2 separate regions of the Homo sapiens genome follow, and region 1 is linked to region 2. The links are chromatin loops, found by intact Hi-C in ENCODE. Cell type or tissue: ascending aorta. All regions are shown on one strand.

Evidence for each region. Peaks named below come from ENCODE experiments on the same cell type or tissue, not always from the same donor. Only the 100,000 strongest peaks of a DNase experiment are listed, where the experiment ranks them.
Region 1: a loop joins it to region 2, with 4 times the contacts of the local background. A loop is called at or near these places in 2 of 110 quality-filtered maps.

The regions. Positions count from the first base shown.
Region 1 is chr5:60,454,102-60,462,101 of GRCh38, forward strand. It overlaps a transcript of PDE4D not described here and the pseudogene SETP21. Among named protein-coding and RNA genes, the nearest start is that of PART1, 30 kb to the right of the region's middle. In ascending aorta, no CTCF peak of the experiment used is centred here; a DNase peak (open chromatin) is centred at 4,208.
Region 2 is chr5:59,806,082-59,814,081 of GRCh38, forward strand. The region is part of intron 1 of PDE4D (phosphodiesterase 4D); the gene reads right to left. Among named protein-coding and RNA genes, the nearest start is that of PDE4D, 84 kb to the right of the region's middle. In ascending aorta, CTCF peaks have their summits at 4,056 (motif pointing right) and 7,783 (motif pointing right); DNase peaks (open chromatin) are centred at 4,080 and 7,768; H3K4me3 peaks cover 341 bases; H3K27ac peaks cover 481 bases.

The DNA of each region.
Region 1 (8,000 bases), 650 kb after region 2:
CCCTGCCAGAGAATCAATCATCAAAACTGCGACAACTCTGAAACTGTATGACTCTCTAGCTCTTTGACTTCGGACTTCACACTTAGATGTCATTTGTTACTTTAAAAGATGGTTGGTTCCATTGTGGAAGACAGTGTGGTGATTCCTCAAGGATCTAGAACCTGAAATACCATTTGACCCAGCAATCCCATTACTGGGTATATACCCAAAGGATTATAAATCATTCTATTATAAAGATACACGCATGCGTATGTTTATTGCAGCACTATTCACAATAGCAAAGACATGGAATCAACCCAAATGCCGATCAATGATAGACTGAATAAAGAAAATGTGGTACATATATACCATGGAATACTATGCAGCCATAAAAAGGAATGAGATAATGTCCTTTGCAGGGACATGGATGAAGCCAGAAGCCATCATCCTCAGCAAACTAACACAGGAACAGATAACCAAACACCACATGTTTTCACTCGTAAGTGGGAGCTAAACAATGAGAACACATGACACAGGGAAGGGAACAATACACACCAGGGCATGTTGGGAGGCAGTGAGGGGAAGGAGAGCATCAGGATAAATAGCTAACGCATGCGGGGCTTAATACCTAGGTAATGGGCTGATAGGTGCACCAAACCACCATGGCACACATTTACCTATGTAACAAACCTGCACATTCTGCACATGTATCCCAGAACTTAAAGTAAAATAAAATTTAAAAATAAAGATGGTTGGTCTTTCCCCTGGTAGATATAAACACAAAGACGAAGCGGCACATACATGAGCGGGGAGTGTAAACAAGAGAGAAGGGGTGGGGGAAGAAAGTGAGAGAGAAAGAAGGAAAAATGAGGCAAGAGAGACAAAAACCCAGAGACAAGGCAGGGAAAGGGTGGGGAACAGGGTGAGGAATTTAGAGAAAGAGGAGAGAATTTGGGAAAACAGAAGAGTGTATACAGTAAGAGAGCTAAAGAAGAGGTCTAATTAATAGTATACAACCAATTATAGGGTATAAAATTTTAAAATTCTTGCATGCATTTTTTGCATGTCAACAAATACCTACAGGTGTTAGTTTCTCTCCAGAAAAGAAAAAGCAAAATACTTGGATATTGAAGTGCTAATTTTAAATGTCTGTAAAAATTTGTGAGGGAACAAAGTTATTTTCTATTATGAATTTACTAAACACTAGATGACATTTTAAGCCATCATATGTTATCAATAAAAATTAGCACAAGAGAAATTCCAGCACAGGGCACAGGATATAGTAGGCAATAATATACCTTAGAGAGAGAGAAGAAGGAAAATGAGAGACAGAGGAAGGCTCTATTTTAAAATGACATAAATCATTTTCCTGATCTTGAAGACTAATGGAGATAGGGAGAAAGGATAAAATAAGCCCATGTAAAATTGCCTAGACTCTGAACAAGCAACAAGTACAAACTACAGTAAAAAGTTAAATAACCAGAACTCAATTAACTACAATTCTCAATTTGCTAGAACACATCCACACACCTTTACAGTCCAGTATTCAAGGAGACAACTTTACAAAAAAATAAAAGATTTCAATGTTCATGAAATAATAATAGCAATTACCACCACCACCATTAGCAACTCCCTAGGAATGTCTCTGGAGAACAGTCACATCTAGTACCTACAGCATTAGAGTCCAGAGAACAATAACCACTGTTGTTACACATGCAGACCAGGAGGCCATTCAAGGACCTCTGCGATCAAGTCTAGTTACTCAAAGTAGTGCCTGCACTTCGTAGTCAATGTGTTGACTGCTTTAAATGGTTTCCCACTGGAGAGTTAGAAATGTCAGCCCATGCCTAAAATTTTTGGAGCCAGGGTTCTCCAGCCAGTAGCCCACTCCCTTCTCTTCTCTTCCCCACCTTCAGTTCTTTTCTGCAGTGAGGGGCCTTGCACACACCCCCAAGGACATCTCAGCCCAAACATCTAAGATTCATGCACAGCCCCACACTCTTTGGTCCTAGGAGTGCTCAACACAAGTGGTACAGTTCACCTTCGGGAGATGAGAACTCAAGAGAGACCCACGTAGGCCCTGGAAGTCATCTTGGGATCACTTAGGTAGGAATTGTGGGGTACCAAGTGGTTTAGAAGAGGGAATGGGGTGCTTTGGATTGACAATATCCACATGGCTCTGCAGAATCGTCTCCCCATAAGGCATGGCACAGTGGAGGAAGACCAGTAGGGCCCTCTAAAGCAAGTGACACGAGGCAAGAGCCTCTTTCCCCAGGTTTAAGGGTGCTACTGTTAACATGGCATTTCTGCCTTAACCTGGGTTAGCCAGGAAATCTAATTAGCCATATCTCATTCCATGCAGCCAGACTGAATAGTATTTGGTTGTGCTATACAGTGAAAATAAACAACCTAAGCTCTAAAATTACTGTAACTCAGGTGGTCAAATGATTTTGGTTTTAATCCCTTGGAATCCCTGCCCAATTAGCACAAGAGGATGAATTTTCTTCAGCAATAAACCCCTAAATGCCTCATGCATACTGCTTAAGAATAAGCTAGCACAAAGAGAACCTTTACTCTCAGTGACCAAACAGAGAGTAAAGTTTTTGTCTCAACTTCTCCTTCCTTACTCTCAGTCTACAAAACATCATGCAAGGCTGACCCAAGGCCAGAAGCCAAATTTAATGGTGAGCCTCCCCTCTTGTTCTCTCTTCTTGTAATACCTCATCCTGACACGCCCGAGTTATCCTCTGTAGGAACACAAGAAGATCCACTTTCCCAAAACAGTGTCCTATACCTCTGTTCCCCACTCTCTACCACCTGATTTTTTTTCTTGTCTTTTTGGGCTTTAATCTGGTCACGGTCAACTAACTAAGAGAATAAACTACTTACCATATACTAGTGAGCTAGTGAGTGTTATCAGTCGAATAGGTCATCTACCCAACTTAATTAACATTGCAAAAATGAGGTCAGAGCAGTGGAGGCACACAAGCTCCTTGGAACACTTCGAATAAACTGTACAGCCTGCTCGACTGAGAGACCACCACATATAGACACAGTAGAAGGAATACATAAAAGAGACGAGACTTGTCCTAATAGATTTGCAGTACAGCTGAGAGACAGAATCTATATAACATGGAAAGAGCTTTAATAATATTATAAAATAACACAAGGATACAAATCAGTGAGTAATAAGGCCTTTTTCCCTCCTGTTTTCTAATGTACTCCCAAAAGTCTCATCTGCCATAAGCTTTCCCTGAAATTTTGATTTAAGAGATAGAAGGCTTGGCCTGAATAGTAAAAGAAACAGCTTGGAAGAATTTAGACACATTTCCTTCCTTCTCTGCTTCCTCATGTTTCCTGTCCTTAGAAGTTAGGCCTTTTGAAGGATGTTTGGAAGTGTTCCCTGCATGTCCATGTGCTTCTGCTACCTCAGTCTTGTTTTTATTACTATAATATATCAGGGCCCTCAAGAGTTATCTTTATTCTTCCTATGTAAGAGTGAATAGTAATTTCATTTCAGTTTTTCCAGCTGTTCCTTTATATTGTTCTGCCCCATGACTTCAAAAAGATAGGAAACCCTTGAAGTCCTAGAATCCTAGACTCAGAGTCAGAAAGCACACATTCTTATTCTAGTTCTAGTGCTTAGTAGCTGTGAGGAAATTATTTAACTCTTCCGAGTCTCAATGCCGTCTGTAAGATGGGGGCCTGTTTCAGCAAATGCCAAATCAAATCCCTTTCTGCGAGAGCAAACAACATGGTGCTGCTTAATAGGCATGGTTGATGTGAGCACTTGTGGCAGATATTCTCTGCTTTGGAATTTCTCTGAACAAGATCCGATTGATTTGTTTATTCAGTTAACAAATATTTTCTTGAGCACCTAATATGTATCAGACTCTCCACTGAGCGCTTATTAGAACCACTGGAGCTATGAGCCATCCAGTTGCTACTGGACAGTTTCTATTTTCAAATTACCACTTTTCTAGTGTTCTCCCTTTTGGAGAATAGCTAAGAATATGTGTCATGGCCAGGTGCAGTGGCTTACACCTGTAATCCCAGCACTTTGGGAGGCCAAGGCGGGTGGATCACTTGAGGCCAGGATTTTGAGACCAGCCTGGCCAACACAGTGAAACCCCATCTCTACTAAAAGTACAAAAAAATTAGCTGGGCATGGTGTCACATGCTTGTAGTCCCAGCTACTCAGGAGGCTGAGGCAGGAGAATCACTTGAACCCAGGAGGCAGAGATGGCAGTGAGCCGAGATGACACCACTGCACTCCAGCTTGGGCAACAGGGTGAGACTTCATTGCAAAAAAAAAAAAAAAAAAAAAAGCAAAAGAAACAAAGAATGTGTGTCATGTTGCTTGCTTAAATTCTATTCGCAGCATTTTGGAATGACACGTCTCCCTCTCCTGGCTTCATTATACATCAAAATTCCCAAAGTTAAAGTTTTTTCAAGACATAAGTCAGCATAGTCGCTAAGAAATTCTCCCTTGGGCTTGATAGAAGAGAATTAAAATATATCTGGACTTCATCAAGTCTGGTTTTTTAGTCTGTCATGGGAGGCTGGAGTCACTAGGGATAAATTAAATTATTAAGAATGAAAGTTTCCAATAGTGTAAAGGAGAGACGTGGTAGTGAGCAGCACATCAAGATAATGAGTGAGCACACGCACCACACCCGGACTCATGGATACTTATGCTGCAATCCATAAGTGCACCTCCTCAATATGCCACCTCTGAAAACCAAAAATGTAACAAGCAAATATCAGAATAGTCATTCCTGCTCAGTGGAGTCCCTAGCGACAGTCAAATAAAAGAAGACGAGCTTCTTTGAAGCTCGAAAACAAAGAGCACCTTTCCAGTGGACAACTAACTAAAGTGGTGTGATTTTGGTATAAGTTTGTGTGTGTGTGTGTGTGTGTGTTGTGTGTGTGTGTATGTGTATACATTTAGTTTTATTGTAACAAAGCAACTTGTACTTTTCACGTTTAAAACTGAGCATCATCTTTCCTTTACAGTGAAACAAAAAGAAAACTTAAAAATAAGCAGGAACAAAATTACAATAGAGAAAGTCAATTCCAAATAAGATCCTACAGGTTCTTCTGATTCTCCCTTTGAGTGGCAGGGCTCAAGTCATCATTAGGAGATAATTTATTTTAAAAGTGTCATCTTAAACTACAAAGATGCCTGTTAAATATCACAATAAACATGCCAAAGGAGAAGCCATGTTGTCAAAATGCCCACTTAACCTACCCAAACATCTCAGATCCACCCTTTGCTGACCTTCTATAATCCCATTTTGTTTTTTAGTTTTTTTCTTTTTTTAAACAAGAGAAAATAGACAGATACATGTTGGTAAATGCTAACTGTCCATATTCACATAGAGACACCGTGTACTCTCTAAGCCCAAGATACAGAGAAAGGAGGGAAAAAGCTAGAATTCTATGCACTACTACACAGGGGCCTAGCACCCTCCAGCTTCCAGCAGAATGAAAGGAGCAGGTTTTTCTTTTTTCCCACAGAGCTCGGTGGTGTTGATTCCATACAGTTTTTGTTCAGACAGAAAGGGATAAAAATGAATTTCAAACAGAAAGGCGTAGAGACACTTTTCCCATTGTATTCTGCAATAAGTTGAGAACCATGGTGTAGAGCAAAGAGACCTCAACAACAGGGCAACAGAGCACAAGAGGAAAAAGAAAAGACTGGAACTTGCTCCCAGGGACTGGAGAAAAATTTTTAAACAGGAAAGTTGGAACCTATCAGTGTTCTAGTAATCTTTTCCTTCATCCTTCTCTCCTTCCTCCCCTTCATCATCATCTTCATCTTCACCTTCATCTTCATTGTCTTCTTCATTAGTATCTTTTTATCCTTCCTCCTCTTCATCATCATCATCATCTTCTTCTCATTCTGCTTCTTCATCATCCATATCGGGAACCAAGTAGTACTGTAATGAGTTTGACCAAATATCATCTTTGGTGACCTCTCATAACTCATCAGCACCTGCATCAGAATGGTCAGTAAACCAGGTAAAGAAGCTCTCTGGTTCCTCATGCTGCCTCTTCCTGCTGGCTTTATTCTGCATTTGACTTGAACATTTCATCAAATCCTTTCCAGATGAACATTTCATCAAATCCTTTCCAGATTTCCATTTCATTTCAGTGGACTTTGAAGATGGATCACCACTCTCATTCAGATGAAATTCTTTGGATAGAAGTTTATTTTCAAAGTAAAGATTTTCATCAAAATAAAAATCTATTCTGTAACCTGATTTAATATCTTCAAATTCTGTCATTTCAACTCTGCTCAAATAATGCAGTGCCTCTTCATCCTCCTCCAGCAGGGCAGACACTTGTGGATGCTTGACAAATGTTGTTACCCCAAAATTTGGGATTTTGGCGATCAATTCTGACATCTTCTGAAAAAATGGTTGGCAGAGTTTGTCATATTTCTGTTCTACTTTCAAAATCTCCTCACTGGCTTCTTCATTAAGTCTGTCTATTTCATTTTGTACTTCATCAATGCATTCAATTGCTTCTTGCTGTTCTTTTTCTCCCTTCCTCAGCAAGCCTGCAGAGGCCAATGTCTCCTCCGGTCCCAGAGCAGGAGGCATTCTTGGTTTCTTCTTTTGAGGCAGGAGTGGAGACTGGCATTTGGGGGCCATGCTGCTAGGGAAGTCCAAGAACCAGACCACAAGTCTCCTTGCTCATCCGGAAGCAGGCAGAACACTCTGGTATAAGATTTATTGGTTAAAATTGAGCAATAACACATGGGTATTTGAAGGATCCCTTTACACTATTAATTCCATTCTTAATTAATAGCATAAATGTCCATTCTTAATTTTATAAATGCAGAACCATTTATAAAAATGGAAAAGCCATAGCTGTTTGGACCCCCCAAGGAAGCTAATCAACCCACCAAGATAGAACAGGAGTTTGTAAACATACCTTTGGCGTAATTGTTTGATAATTTATTATATAATAGTTAGTTCTTTAACAAATGGCTTTTATTTTCCCTGATCTAAATTAATATTAGAAGGAGAATGAGTGCTCTCAAAAAATGGGAGAAAATGCAGAAAATAACATTATTTTCCCTTCAAACATCCATCTTCTCCATATGCTTATGATGGGTGACAGAAAGAGGAGGAAAATCAGGCCTCCCAGGAAATACACAGTTGGGGGGAATCCCTGCCCCAAACATGCATAGGCAGGGCTACCATTTTGCACAATCCCACTTATACTCTTGGTGAAATTTACCTCCAGGACTATGCGGTGCACAATCTGCCTGCTGTGCACAGGGACTCTATCTACAGGCACCCAATAGTCCACGAAGAGGAAAGTGCACCTAGCCCAGGGAAATAATATTGTGTTGCCCTGCGGGCTAGTTCAATCCAAAGGGAGTCAAGGAAAAGAAAGAGAAAGTGTTCACTGACTTTAATAATTATTCAAGATTCAGAAGTATCTGGGAATTATAAAATATTTGATTCTGTAATCACATCAGAGGAAAGCCTTTCCATTTGACTGATTCTCCAACAAACCAAACCACAGAGGGAATGGCTGAGCAAACAGTTTTCCTACCTTCATGCTCACACACATGGTGGAACATACCAGCAAACAAAAAAACATTCACCAGATTTCAATTGATGAAACACACTGGGAAGAGGTGCCTTCCCTTTGGTTGACTTTAAAAACATTAACTGATACAGTTTAAGTTTTTGTTTCAACCTACAAAATAGAGTTGTTACCTTAAATATATGACATTTAAAGACAAGGGATTTCTATCAGACCAGATGAAGAATACGCTGGACCTCAGTCTGGTGACCAAGCATTATTCACATGAGAAACGTTCTTAACCCAAACACTTCAGAATGGCATAGGAAGCTTGCTTTACTGAGATGCTCAAGGATGTGTTAGAAGCAGGATCTCTGAAAAGCAGGAGTGAAAAGGCCAGGACCACTCTAGGGCCAGGTATCCCTAATCAGGGGGCTGATGCTTCAGAATGCCCTCTCCTGCCCTTCTCCAGCCAT
Region 2 (8,000 bases):
ATCTTTGTTATTAGCCAGTTCAATAAACCACTGGGCTCCCCAGCCATGCTAACAGGCAGGTCAGAGCTGAGAAGCTCTAAGCTGGTTATGAAACTGAGGGAGCTTCACTCAGACAGCGTTCCTCTCCAAAGCCATATCTGGATTTTACTGGGGCCTGAGGACCTTAATGAAAGGGGGAACCAACTCACCTTGGAGCAGAGGTTCTCTGGCTAGCGCAGAGGTGGCACAGTATTGACTTGCTCTACCTCACTGTTGTCACTGATGTCCCTAGACATACCCTGAGCCTTTTTCTGGAGACCTGGAAACAGTTAATACCAGAGCAAGTCCCCACTTATCAAAAGGAGCAGCCTGCCAAAAACAATGTTGTTTTTAGACAAGTATGTTTTAAGGCATAAACTGAAGGGCTAATGGAACAGCCATTGTTCTAATGGATTTTTAATGAGGTGTAAAGTTCTCAGCTGATTGACAGTCAACAAGGTGTGAAATTTTACAGAAATATTGCATTACTGTGAAATTAATCTCTTTTATTCAAGTTTATTATTTCTTGAATCTAAAAGTCAAGAAAAGCATGAGAAAGATGACTATTAAAATTTCTACTTCCCTATAATTAATAGGAAATAGTTACAGGACTACAGTTAATAACTATATTTTTTCAAATATTTTTGAAAATTGTTAAGAGAGTGGATTTTAAGTGTTTTCACCACAAAAATGATAAGCATGTGAGGTTATACATTTAATTAGCTCAATTTAGCCATTACACAACGTGTACATATTTCAAAACAATATATAGACAATGAAAACATGCAATTTCTTTAAAAATAAAATTTCTATTTTCCTTTAAATACGATTTGAAATCAAGAGAAAAATTATTTTTCTTGGTTTTATTTTATGGAGAAAGTTATGGAAGTGGAAGGGACATCATAAAGGCAGGACTTTTCTGAGCTCAGTTTCATTGACTGCCCAGGTGCCCTGGGAGTGATAATGACCTAGTAGCAACCAACGAGCCCCTTTCTGGCCAGCACTGTGAGATCAATGCTCCAGGGCATTGGGTTCTAAGCCCAGGGATTCAGCATCTAAGCCACTTGGGTTCAATACCCCTCTTAGACCAGACAAAAAGAGGTCCTGCCCTGGGAGCCTTAGAAGGCCCACTCTTTCCCTTCTCCAGTCCTGCCTCTTCCTTTGCAGGATCCTTGGAATATGGTCACGCAGAGCCCCAAACCAATGTACTTTTAGACCGTGACCTGGGAGCTCATGGCCCGTATCAGCTAACAGGGCCTGTGGGGTCCCATTTCCCCCATGCTTCTTCTAGAGGGCAGACATGTCACCAGTGTGCACAACCCTATGCCTGGGGGTGGCTACATATGTAGTATGAGGGTAGGAGGTACTGGGCCAAAACGCAGGCACCTGGGCTGGCTTGTCCCCACACACACACAGAGGTGCTTCGTGGTTCCAGACAGAGCCAGATGGGAAGAGAAGAGCAGAGCGGGTGGCCCTTTCCCTCAACACTGAGGGATTGGAATTGCTGAATTGGAATCCGGCCTTCCAGACAATTATGAAAGCATATTTGTCAAGGAAAAAGGACAGACCTTTAACACTGAGGGAGCAGATAGAACCGAAACATTCAGGTTCTGCATTTGAACTTGATCTTCCAGGTCTCTGTATAGGCTTAAGTTGTCAAGGAAGTAGGCCAGAGCTTCCTTCACAGTTCATTAGGCTGATTTACAACTTTTAAATATTTAGACAAGTGGTATGCAGGCTCCCACCTGTATTCTTACCTCACAACCTCAAAATTTCAGAAGCAGCCTGCTCTGAGCCCTACCCAAGACCTACGGAGACAGACGTCTGTGGTGGGGTTGGGAAATCTGAATTTTAAGAAGCTCTTCAGATGATGGATGCCCATCATTCATTTGCCTATCACTACCTTAGACCCTTATCTCCACTGTCATTTTTTAAATGCTGAGTCCATGTGTCAACAAAGTAGCGTTGAATAACTCATTTGTAAAAAGTGGAAGCAGAAAAATGACAGATTTCACTGGAACACTAGGCATGTGCCAAACCCAGCTCTGTTCTGCTCAGGAAACAGGCTTCCTGAGCCCCCATGGGCTTGTGGCTTCCAGTCTGATTTTCCTCAGCCCAGTGACATCCTGTGGGACAGCTGTCATTGTCCTCCATAGTCATTCCAACTTCAGATAATGCTCCCTCTTCAACAGAACTTTCTCTTTTAAGATTGGCCATTCTTACTTCCTGGTTCCTGAGGCCAATTTTTGACCCAATATCTATTTTCTTCTCCTAATTCCTCTACTCTGCAATGCCCACCATTTTGGTTTTAACATACAAGTGTTTAACCCAGAGCTCTTTGATTTCTCCTGGTAGGTGAGAAAGAGTATTTGTTTGGGCAAAGCCTGCTAATAAACCAGCAGTACATTGAGATCACCTGGGGAGTCACAAAATTCCCAAGCCTAGGCCCCATTCCAACCTGTTACATCTTGATCTATGACGTTTGTGTGTGTGTGTGTGTGTTTGTGTGTGTGTTAAAAGCATGGGGAACAGATAAGTTTCCATTATTCTGCTCACACATCAAAAGTTTCAAAGAACCCTTTTCCCCAGATACCGAGAGATTTTGGCCATTCCTTTAGTATTTTTACAGCATTAAACAAAGACTGATTATGAATATAACCCCAGCTTATTGAACTGTGTGCATTCTCTTAATGCCTGCAAATGCTGCTTGCAAGAGTGGCCTCACACCAAAATGTACCCCAAGTTCTTCTGTAAAGACAACTTGCAGCCAAGGACAGCTAGCACCAACACTACTGTCTTCCAGAATTTTAAGTGGAGGCTGAAAGGCTGAATTAGTTAAAACTCCCAGGCCTTCTTGGTTAGGACAGTGTTCTTGCATTCTTTTTTTTGGCAGGGGGGCCGGGGGCACTATTCAAAACATTCCAGTGACATATCGAGTCACTACCCCGTAATTTAAAAATATAATGTAATATATGTACTTTATGGAAGTCGAAGAGTTGTGCTTTAAATTTAAGTACCGTGCCTTAGTTGGCGCCTCTAACATAGGGAGTTGGACATTGCTAATGATTTGCCCTCATTAAGCAAAGATCTTTGAGATGCTTCTATCCATTAAATACTGTCAATGTGATTCCTATTCTAGCTAGTTGGTATAGAGCACCACCATTTTCAAAATTATTAAGGAAAAATCACATCTAAATTAAGCCAAAGGGACTAGACCCATCGAAAGTGAGATATAAAGGGCTTTGGGCAATAAAATCAAAATCATTTGTTAGTTGTGAGAAAACTTAAATCTTACCCTCTAGTTTAATTTTTAAAGTGTCGAAGGAACTACAAAATACAAATTTCCCAATAAAGAAGAAAATCAAGAAAAAGAAGACAGTACTAGAATAAATCATACCATTTGGTACATTTATGTACCAAATTTACCCTGGGTAATTCCTATTTTCTCAATTTCAGCAAAGAGGAGTAATTTTAGGATATAGTATTGCCTGCCTGGATTATAACGATGTGCTAAGAGGCTGAGCATGTGTCTCTTATGTACATCTCCAGACTGTGCAGGCGGAGCTCAAGTTGGATTTGGCATCAAGGTCCAAGTTTAGTCATTAATCTATTGATGAAAACTGTACTTTATTTTCCCCCATTGAAGAAGGGACAAAATTCAATTCCATCAAGCAGTCTTCTTTGTACAGCTCTATTCTACTCCTGACTTAGATTCAGAGTCAGAGGACCAGAGTTAGTGCTCACTCCAAACTATTAACCTTTCATCTAGGGCCCGGGGTCCATCTCTGCCTAGAGAGCATGTGGGAACCCCTCGATTGCTTTATTGCATCGTTTATTATTACAAAGAATAATACACATATTGAATAAAAAATGTATACTGCTTGAAAGGCAATTAAGCGACTTCTCATAAGTCACGTGAATCCTGAAATGTCTATTATGTTTTAGAAACCCAAAGATAATTGTAATTCCATTGCCTGGTTAAGTCATGCTCAAGAAACACGGTGCTCCTTATGGCTGCTCGTCAATCCTCTCAGCGGCCAGCAGATGGCGCACACTTCTCAGAAACATCAAAACGTGGCGTGGGAAAACCCGATTCCGTGGGGAAGGCGGGCCGCCTAACACAAAGCTGTCTTTCCGTAAAAATCAGTCGGCCTTCACAGGGTTACAGAAAATTATTCATTATGTACAAGAGCAATGACGTTCAGCAATGTATACAGTTGCTGACAGTCCTAAAGTGGGATATGGAACAGGATGGTTCATGCCCATTTTTACGTATTTGAATTTATTTCTTCTCTGGGTACTGTAAGTAAATGAATGTTATTGATTTTTCCTTATGTGTTAAGTGCTGCACCGATATTTTAAATGATGACTCGTTTCTACTGGGAACTTATAATGAAAAGATGGAGCAGTAGAAATAGAAAACCTCTGGGCCATCTCCTTGGTCAAGGTTAGCAGGTTAGTCCTTTGGTCTAGCTCTGCCATTCAGAACCTTGGACCATGCATTTGCTCCCACCCCTGGGATCCACCATCTCTCCCTGGCTCCTTCCAGGTCCACCAGCCTCAGGGTCACTGCAGTCTCAGACCACCTGAAACGCAGAAGCCCCGCCTATTTTGCTAGCTCCCTCGTTCCTACGTATTCCCATTTTTCCGGCTTATTTAAAGAATAAAACAATACAAACTTTAATGGCTATTTGTACTTTTTAAAAATCAGTGCATTTTCATTTGTGTACTCTTGTGGATTTGGGCAACAGCTGAAAAATCAAAATAATTTGTATCTTTATTGATCTTGAACAAATGCTCTAAGATGCATACATTTAGCAGATGGACTCACTTATCATGTGGGCTTCTTTTCCCAAATGCAGATGGGATGGAAGTTGACATGAGGAGGCAGTATAATAAGTTAGGAAGAATCTGGACAAAGGTATAAAGGAGCTAAACGGAGGCTGCAGAATGTGGAGTGAAGAGCTGGGACAGGTAACTCAAGGAGAAAGCAGAGAGAAGGAAAGTGATAGCACAGAGGCAAAGGGAATTGACTGACATCCAGGGAAATGTGTGAATTTGTCCAGAATGTCCTGAAAACTTTGTGCCGTGGGACAGACCTAAGACCTGGACTATATTCATAAAAAGAAACATGATTTTCCCTGGGGAATTTTAGACCAATCAGAAAGACTCCTAAGCTCTGTCTTTTCAACTTTCCACTCTACCTCATTATCCACCAAGCTACTTTTCCCACCTCTGTTCAATTGATTTCGGAAAGAGATGCACATACCAAAAATATGCAAGTCTGCCACAGATTTATTCTTTCTCACTTTAGCTGTGTCCTCAGTCGCCATTTTAATCACTCTCAAAGAATGCTCTCCCATATTAGCTACAATGGATATTTCAAAACTCTCTTTTCAAACTCCCTGACCTGGCTGGTCTTCACTCTCATTAAATGATTTCATGTCCTACTTTCCTGACTCTCAGCCTCTCTCCATGAGCTCAGGTTTCCAGAAAGCAGTCATGTCCCCAGCCTCTCTGCCTTCGAGAATGATCCTCCTCTTGTCTCAGGCTAACCTCCTGTCCAGCTGCATGAAGCCTCAGAACAGAGAAGAAACTGTGTGAGTTTCAGACTCTGGAGTTTTAGGTTTGAATCTTGGAGCTGCCACTATCTAGGCACATGCTCCTAGGCAAGGTACATAACTTTTCTAAGACTCTATTTTCTCATATGTAAAAACGTGGTGATAATACAACCTCCTTTGTATGATATGGGAATTTCCTGTATGTTATTTGTGAAAACACTTTCCCTACTACTTAGCAATAAATTCCCTCATATCTCTACCAGTTGACTGTGAAGAATTTTAAGCCCAGAAGTACATTACTTTCCCCATCGTGAGGGTTGAGCCTAGCGCGAGGAAAGTGACTGAGTCCTGGTCCCACAAACCTGTGAACCTACCCTCTCTTATGTCCCAACCACTGCCATCTTTTCTGATAGTACCATTTTGTTCTCATTTTTAGGCTCTACTATGTTCTCCTGAGCCTTACAATGGCCTTTCCTCCCTCTGCATGTCTGTTCTTGGATGATCCTGTGCACTGTGATAACTCTAGTCTTGGAGGTGAATCTGAGGTCCACGTCTGAAACCTGAAAGGCATCTCCTTTTATCTACTACCGCTTTCAAGGAGATGCTCTTCAGGTGCCACTGATTCTGGCATGCCAAAAAGTTGCATCTGCAGGATGGTTGTAGCCCTGTTTATAAATTCACAGGCTCAATTTCAAGACCTTATGAGACCCTCAAATGTATCAAGTGGGGCCAGGCGTCATGGCACCTGTAATCTGAAATCCCAGCACTTTGGGAGGCCGAGGCAGACGGATCACCTGAGGTCAGGAGTTTGAGACCAGCCTGGCCAACATGGTGAAACCCTGTCTCTACTAAAAATACAGAAATTAGCCAGGCGTGGTGGCGCATGCCTGTAATCCCAGCTACTTGGGAGGCTGAGGCAGGAGAATGGCTTGAACCTGGGAGGCGGACGTTGCAGTGAGCCAAGATCGTGTCACTGTACTCCAGCCCAGGTGACAAAGTGAGACTCCATCTCAAAAAAAAAAAAGTAAATAAATAAAAAAGTAACAAGTGAGACAAGTGAGATAAAACTAAATCCAGTTTATAAGAAAGCCATTCCTACAGCCAATGCAATGTTATCTCTTATCTTCAACCTGAAGCACAAGCTGATATTATTTTGCAATCTTATTAGCAGCTCAAACAGCTGTCTCTGCCAGTAATATACACAATTGAAGGGATGCCAGAGGGCAAGCACCGAACCTGGCTGCAAAGAAGGGGAACCGTTCCCCAAATTTTGCCAAGTCAGGCTGCTGTATTTCATTTAAAGTGGGAGACATAATAATATTCCTAAATTCTGATACCAATAGGGTTGTTTATCCCTTCTATACCTGGAAGACTTGCTGTAATATTTTTTCTCATTTGTTTCTAAGTACTTAATATCCTATGCAGGGGGCTATTTTCTGGGCATTTGCTTATGGTCCAAGGACAATCTGTTTGGATGCTTACTTGCTGTTCTGGTTAAGCAAACCTAATGGTTCACAACTCCCTTACAACAATCAGGGAGTTTTGGCAAAGATTACTAACCAAGTCAAGTTTACATTGGCTCAAGCCTCTCCTACATGAATGCCACCAATAATTGTTGCTGTCTCTTTATTACACGTCTTTGAGGCACTGACTGCCTCCATAAAACTGGAGAAGGCATATGTGTATATATACTATATATAATGATTACCCACCAGTACCAGCTTTAATGTTTTCCTCTCCACCTAATTTCTTTTTGCTGTTCAATTTTCACAAGCATACACTTGTACACACACACACACACACACACACACACACACACACATATGCCTGTCATTGGTTACCTTTCCCCCGGGGAATTAAAATCCGTATGATTCAATAAGGTAGATTTATTTGCCATTAGCAGACAAACATGAAAATAATTCCTAAGCCAATAAAATTATTTTCAAGTTTTTCAGTTTTCCTTTTTTCTTATAATGGCAAGAACATTTGACTAAGAGTCTAGCAGGGGAAAATACTGTATTCACAAAAGCAATGGGAAAAAAACTCAGGCCTGTTAAGGAAACTCTCCTATAAAATCAAATTGCAAATTTTTCAAAGTTGCCAATGCTTGGCACATCACTGTCTGGGCAGGATAATCTGTTCTTACCAGTCTCAACTCAGAAATAACCTATTTATGATTGCAACCATCATCTTGGCCTCAGGGAGGCACTATAGGTCCCTTAATGTATCTAAGGCACAGCTGAAATACTTAAAAATTACCTCTGAAAGTCTGAAACATGACAGAATGGAAAAAGAACTCACAGAAGATAACATAAAACTCTATATTCTGTCCCTAAGTTAATGTAAGAGATTCATACGCCTTAGGAAGACGAGATAATTTAGCGATTGCGCTTAGAAAAATAAGTAAATAAATATGAGTTA